Linked DNA regions of Homo sapiens: region 2 is linked to region 1. Evidence: chromatin contacts called from ENCODE Hi-C or POLR2A ChIA-PET data. All regions are on one chromosome and are shown on one strand. The core of a region is the stretch at or near the end of the contact, and the rest is flanking DNA. Distances in the headings are between cores, read along the strand shown.

The links. Hi-C counts contacts between places; a loop is a spot of excess contacts on that map. ChIA-PET counts read pairs that join two places held with the same protein, here RNA polymerase II (POLR2A). Pooled maps may share reads with other maps.
Region 2: a pooled map shows a loop between it and region 1 (2.2-fold over the local background). The contact joins the enhancer-like site here to the promoter of SLC35G2 in region 1. A Hi-C loop is called at or near these places in 1 of 168 maps with a recorded cell type or tissue (endothelial cell of umbilical vein) and 9 of 50 pooled maps. POLR2A ChIA-PET finds 5 or more read pairs at or near these places in 2 of 52 experiments (BJ and WTC11).

The regions. Positions count from the first base shown.
Region 1 is chr3:136,817,291-136,820,657 of GRCh38, forward strand. It overlaps SLC35G2 (solute carrier family 35 member G2), which reads left to right and starts at 1,836. Exons shown (of 2, transcript NM_025246.3): 1 at 1,836-2,338. RefSeq lists silencers at 1,861-1,920, 2,984-3,033.
Region 2 is chr3:136,884,012-136,887,378 of GRCh38, forward strand. All of the region lies in intron 1 of NCK1 (NCK adaptor protein 1), which reads left to right. Among named protein-coding and RNA genes, the nearest start is that of NCK1, 23 kb to the left of the region's middle. Within about 2 kb of position 1,565, at least 4 of the 41 ENCODE cell types and tissues checked have a DNase peak (open chromatin) inside an H3K27ac peak, as active enhancers do.

The DNA of each region.
Region 1 (3,367 bases), core at 586-3,085:
TCATTTGTATTCAGTACAAATAGTGTGTTTGCTTGGACATTAATTTTATTTGCAAATAGCTACAGCTGGGGGTCCCTTTGGGTAAGTCTTGCTAAGATACTGCATTGGTGGGTTTTTTGTTTATTTTGTTTTTGTTTTGTTTTTCAAGGGGATGGGGAAGGAATCAAAGTAGTCAAATCAGTTTGGTTGTTTTTACAAGCCCGAGAAATGGTCAAATTTTGGATTCAGACCAAGCACACCATAGTGTGCTAGAGGCAATTTAATGACTTCCTACCCTCTTGCCTTTTTCCCCCTCTTTGGGAACATTCTTGGATTTTCTACAGAAACAGCCAGAGGCTCTCAATTGACAATTGCCTCACTCAGCAGTTTCTTGTTAAGCACACTTGTCAGACACTGTTTCCAGGACTCTCTTAAGTGTCCTAAGAATATTGACTCATTCAAAAGCAGCCCAGCTGTAGTTGGGAGAGCACCAGCACTTGCTCTATAAAGATCTAGATTGTCTCTCTACCTCAAGAGGAATCCAAAATCCTGTTATGCTGGACTCTGAAATGATCCCCAGCCCTTTGGTGATCACACTGTTTATGAGCAGTCTGAATTCCATTCTTGGGTCTACCTAAACTAGCACCCTCGGGCTATGGGGCCCAGTGGGGAGACCACCTAGCATGCTGGCTGCCTGGAGCCCAGGGAACTGTCAAGATGGCTCTGGAAGACTTCTCGCCTTTTAAAAGCCCCGTATTTCTTTTACATATATTTTTGTCCTCATGAATTTTGCCAACCGCAATGGACTAAAATCTATTATAGCGTCCTGGAAAGGTGGGGAAAAGATGGGATAGTTGAGGAGAGTTTAATGAAGGGACTATTTAAAAAGGTGTGGATGGGGTTAAAGGAAACCTCTGGGCGTCATTACCCACTCCAGGCCTGAAGGGGCAAGGGTAGTTAGTGGTAACCAGAACCTGGAGAAAACTGCAGGAGAGGGCCACAGGATGGGAGTAATGGCTTTCAGATGAAGAACATAGCCACTGCTAACAGGGTGGCCCGCTGGGGATGCAGGGGAGGTCCTGAATCACATCCTGCCTTCTGATCTGCAGGTGCCTCCCACTTGCCAAAACCAATTGAAAGCCAGATTATAGTTGACGTAGCCCATAAAGGTCAGTCCTGAGTCACAGAGCAGAGTGGAGAGTGGGTCTGAAGGGACAGAGGAAAAACCAGCAAGCACCTCCTGTTTTTTCCCACAGCCAGCACCTTGGTTCAGCCCTTACCCTTTCTTGCCTGTCCCCTGGACCCATCAAATCCACTGCTTTTAATGACCAGTCTGTTTCCAAGAGGCTATATTCATTCCACTTGGGACTGGGGCATATGCACTTGGGTAGAAGAACCAGCTGTGCAGTGTCAAGACCCTTCCCTCAGAGACCTTATCAGTAAAATGGCGGGTGGACTCGGGGATGCCCGAAGACTTTTCCGGACCACGATTTTCCGATGCTGGACACATATTTAAACATGAAGGAATAGACTTGCGACTTTTAAGCGCAAACAATGGGTGGAAATGGACAGAAACTGCCTCCGTGCCCACTTGCAGCGGACTACGTAGCCCTGGCAGACAGGCAATTGCTTCAAACAAGCGCCCTCCAAGGGCGTAAGCTAGAGGGGCCCGGGCGGGCGCTTTCCCGTGGACCCTCCCACCTCGCGGGTAGAGGAAGTCCTTCAGTTCAGGCACAACCCTGAGCGTCCCCCGCAGTCTCCAACTCCGGCGCCAGTCAGGTTGTGGGGTGGGGGCGGCGGAGGGCGGAGAGCGCAGGCGCAGAGTCCGCGCGGCGGCGCCCCTCTCCCTCCGCAGTACTCCGGGCAGCGCCCGCCTCGATTTTCCCAGGCGAGGGCACGCCCGCGTCAGTCGCCTCCGGGGCACCTTCCTCGCCACGACACGCAGGTAACCGGGCCCCGGGAGCCGGTCGGCGGCGGCGGACTGGGACCTTGATCCTGCCTGCCCGGCCGCCCGACAAGGGAATGAGAGCGGACCCCGAACTCCACACACCCGCGTTTAGCCGCCACACCTAAGGGGCACAACAGTCTTTTTGGGTAAGGGCCGGGCTGGGGGCGACGCGCCCCGCCCGCTTTGCAGACTTCGGGGTGCTCTGCACGACGCCTGAAAGGCCGCGGGGCCCGCATTTCTCTGTGCTGCCCTCCTGGAGAACCGGGACACGGGGACGGGAGGGCCAGCATCGGCTACGGCCCGGTTTCCCGTTTCTTTCCGCTGTCGCGTGTCTGGGCCCTCCTGCAGCGTCCATGATGAAGGCCAGGGGCTGTTGCTTTCCTCTCGCCCAGTAGCCAACCCAAGCAAGGGGTGAGTCACTGTGGCGTCATATGGGATCAATTTCAAATACAAGTTTTAAAAAAGGCTGGATGATTTTAGAAATATGGCCAAGAATTTGTATTTTCCATTACTCTCTTGTCTCATGTCCATGACTCTTGAACGCCAGTCTGTGGGCGCTGAGATTTTCGTGGTACATCGACGGTTTGTAGACATCTTTTCCCAAGGGAAGACGAGGGCAAGGGTTAGTGGAGGAAGGGCCTCGTCACGGCCGAGAGTGGCGGAGAAGGCTCAGGGCAAGTCCGCACAGCCTCCAGCAGCCACGGGGAGGAAAAGGCGAATCTTTCCTCACAGTGCTCTGGGCGCTGTAGAATTTCTACGCCACGTGCACCCATTTGGCCTCATTTGAGAGGAGGAGAGGGAAGAAGGGTCGCGCGGGCCGGCAGGAAAGAGACTCGTGTTGCGGCGGATGAAGGCTCAGCGCGGACCTGCATCTCGGGCCAGGTTTTCTTTCACCCGGCTCCGCGAGGAGCGAGGCGGAAAGCTCGGGTCCGAGTGTTGATCGAGGACCTGGAGATAGTAACCCCCCACGTCCAGAGTGCTGGGGGTGGGTCCAGAGGGCTGGGGGTAGGTCCAGAGGGCTGGGGGTAGCTCCGGAGGAGCGATCTTCCTCCGCGGGAAAGGACTTGGCTCAGGCTTGCCTATGTCCGTGGTGCTGAAGTGCCTCGCGCGCCCTCGTCGACTGACTTCCTGGGCCGCGGCCTGCGTTGCCCTTCTACTCTGCACCTTTGCCAAAAATAGCCCATCTCCATGGCTGGTGGCCAGAGTGGAGCAGGCCCAACACTGAAACTCTTTTCAGACAAGTTGAGGCTGGTTTCCTGAACATAACCCGAAAGCAAATGTGGCTTGCCTTGGAGGTACAGATAAGCATATGCATAACAGATTTTATTACCTATGAGAAAGTACACACCATGAGCGTAAACAGGAATTCTCACATATACTTATGAAAGATACAGGTATGTGCATTTACGCACAAACCTAACACACATGCAAATACACTCA
Region 2 (3,367 bases), core at 315-2,814, 66 kb after region 1:
AAGATATTTAAGTAGAAATGTTGAGGAACAGTAGCTTGGATTAGAGAACACAATTCAAATTACAGAGTCTAGGCCAGAGGTGATACGATGAAGTCATAATAATGAACGAGCTATCTAGAGAGAGGGTATATGTGAGAAGAGCAGATGGCTCAGTGGAAGGAAAATGAGGAGCCAGAAATGGAAACCAGAAGCAGGTGGCGTGGAGGGAGGGAAACCAATTTAATATAGGGGTAAGGAAACCAGCAGTTTCAAGAAAGAGGGATGATTAAGTTGGCTGCATCCAGTAGAGCTATCCCTTGTCATATGCATTTGAAAGTTCTGAAATGTTACCTTTTATTAAGTAGTTTGAGATCAGAGGGTACCTTGGGTTTTATTTATTCTATAAGAAAGTATAGCTTAATGAGAATGATAGAGTACAGCTTTGAGTTCTTGTCTTTTCTTTTTTTTTGAAACACGGTCCTGCTCTGTGGCCCAAGCTGGAGTGCAGTGGTGCAGGCTTGCTCACCGCAACCTCCGCTTCCTGGGTTCAGGCGATTCTTGTGCCTCAGCCTCCAGAGTAGCTGGGATTAGAGGCGTGTGGCACTATGCCCGGCTAATTTCTGTATTTTTAGTAGAGATGGGGTTTCATCATGTTGGCCAGGCTGGTCTTGAGGTGATCCTTCTGCCTTGGCCTCCCAAAGTGCAGGCTTGAGCCACCATGCCTGAGCTTTTTTTTTTTTCTTTTTTTGAGAGGGAGTCTCACTCTGTTGCCCAGGTTGGAGTGCAGTGGCCTGATCTCAGCTCACTGCAACCTCTGCCTCTTGAGTTCAAGGGATTCTCCTGCCTCAGCCTCCCAAGTAGCTGGGATTACAGGCACCTGCCACCACAACTGGCTAATTTTTGTATTTTTAGTAGAGATGGTTTTTCACCACGTTGGTCAGGCTGGTCTTGAACTCCTGACCTCAAGTGATCTGCCCACCTCGGCCTCCCAAAGTGTTGAGATTATAGGTGTGAGCCACTGCGCCTGCTGAAGTTCTTATGTTTTAGAGATATTTACTTAAATATTTATGGATGAAAATATTTTTTCAGGTATACACTGAAATATTTACATAAATTTTTAGAGGTATACACCGAAATATTTACAGACAAAAGTTTTTTGCTTCAAAATACTTAAGCAAGGAAACAGGAATGGGTGAGAATATGGATATTGTGGCCGTGGACAAGTGGCCATGAGTTGATGATTTTAGCTACATGATGGGTTTAAGGGGTTTGTTCTCTTCTTTAATGTATGTTTGAAATTTTACATAATAGAAATTATAAAAGGAGGGAATTGTCTTTTCCAGCTGTAATCTAGGGCACATTACTTAACTTTTTTGAGACAGGGTCTTGCTCTGTCACCTAGGCTGGAGTACAGTGGCCTGATAACTCTTCAGCTCCTTACGTAGCTGGAACTATAGGTGCATGCCACCATGGCTGGTTAATTTTTGAATTTTTTGTAGAGACAGGATTTTGCCATGTTGCCCAGGCTGGCCTCCAACTCCTGGGCTCAAGTGATTCGTCTACCTTGGCCTCTGAAAGTGCTGCAATTACAGGTGTGAGCCACAGCACCCAGCGTACTTAAACCTTTGAAGCCTTAGTTTCTTCAGTTAAAAATGGTGATATTAATACTGATTGTATCAGTTTGCTGTGGTGATTAATGACAGTGTATTAAAACTACTTAGCATACTTACTCTGTGCACTCATTGTCCAGTAAATATTTCTGAAGTGAAATACAGTGAGATAATACAGTTAGGCATCAAGGTTAAGGGGTTTGTAGAGGGAGAAAAGGTTCTGGGCTCTTTATAGCAACCTTTCATAAGAGATATGTTCTTTTTAGAATGTTATAAAGTTGGAATGGCTAACTTAAAAGCTTCCATAGACATAATATTTATTTATTTTGGCATGTTTTTAATAGGAGTTTTCTGATCTGAACGTGTACAAAAGCAGCAGTACAGTGGTATTTCATCTGTTCTAAACCACATCCTTTTACTGAATGTTATTCCGGAAGCATTTATAAGGCAGGTGCCCCTTTGAAAGACATTGTCCTTTAAAGTAGTTTGAAACTAAATTTTCATTTAACATTAAAGTCAAATGAGGGAATACTTAAGATGGAAGCATGGGTTAATAAAATTGTATTAACACTAATTTCTTAGAGCACCTGACTTAAAGTATATATTTTTTGGTAGTAACTTGGCTATAGGTAGTATATAGTTATCCTTTTTTTTTTCTTTTGCAGTAAAACTTGGTTATGGATAGTATATACTTGTCCTTTGGTATCCATGAGGTGTTGGTTCCAAGACTCCTTGCAGATACCAAAATTTGAGGATGCTTGAGTCTCTTGTGTAAAATGGGGTACTATTTACATATAACCTATGCACATTCTCCTGTATACTCGAACTCATCTCTAGATTACCTAATACATTGTAAATGGTATTTAGGTAGTTAATGCTATATTGTTTAGGGAATAATGACAAGGAAAAAACGTCTGTATATGTTTAGTACAGGTGCTTTTTTTTTTCCTGAATGTTTTAAATCCACGGCTGGTTGAATTCATAGATGCGGAACCCATAGATACAGAGGGCCAACTGTACTAAGAAATTGCTGTCACAGTCTGTAGATGTCATACAGTTTTGTCTCCAGATAAATGAGAGACCTGTGAACACAAAGGAAACTTTCTTGTATGCCTTTTCATTCTCATGTTTTTAAAGTTCGTTCATTTTTTGTTTAGGGAACTTTAATGAGTTACTTAGGCAGAGTTTGGAACTGTCCTGTAGTTACATGATCAGTCTTTTTTTTTTTTTTTTTTCCTATCTTTCTTTTTCTTTTTTTCTGAGACGGAGTTTTGCTCTTATTGCCCAGGCTGGAATGCAATGGCACAATCTCATCTCACTGCAACCTCCGCCTCCCAGGTTCAAGCGATTCTTATGCCTCAGCCTCCCAAGTAGCTGGGACTACAGGCAGGTGCCACCATGCCCGGCTAATTTTTGTGTTATTAGTAGAGACGGGGTTTCATTATGTTGGCCAGGCTGGTCTCGAACTCCTGACCTCAGGTGATCCACCTGCTTTGGCCTCCCAAAGTGCTGGGATTACAGGTGTGAGCCACTGCACCCAGCCCCTATCTTTTATATTGTGTTTTATTTCTTTAGAAATGAGGTTTCACTGTGTTTTCCAGACTGGAGTACAGTGGCTGTTCACAGGCACCATCATAATGCTGTGTGGCCTCCAACTCTTGGCCTCAAACGATCTTCCCACCTTATCCTCTTGAGTAGCGGGGACTACAGGAGTGCACCGCCATGCTCAGCATTTTTTTTCTATCTTAACATAAAATGGAAAAGTTACTGTTGCCTTT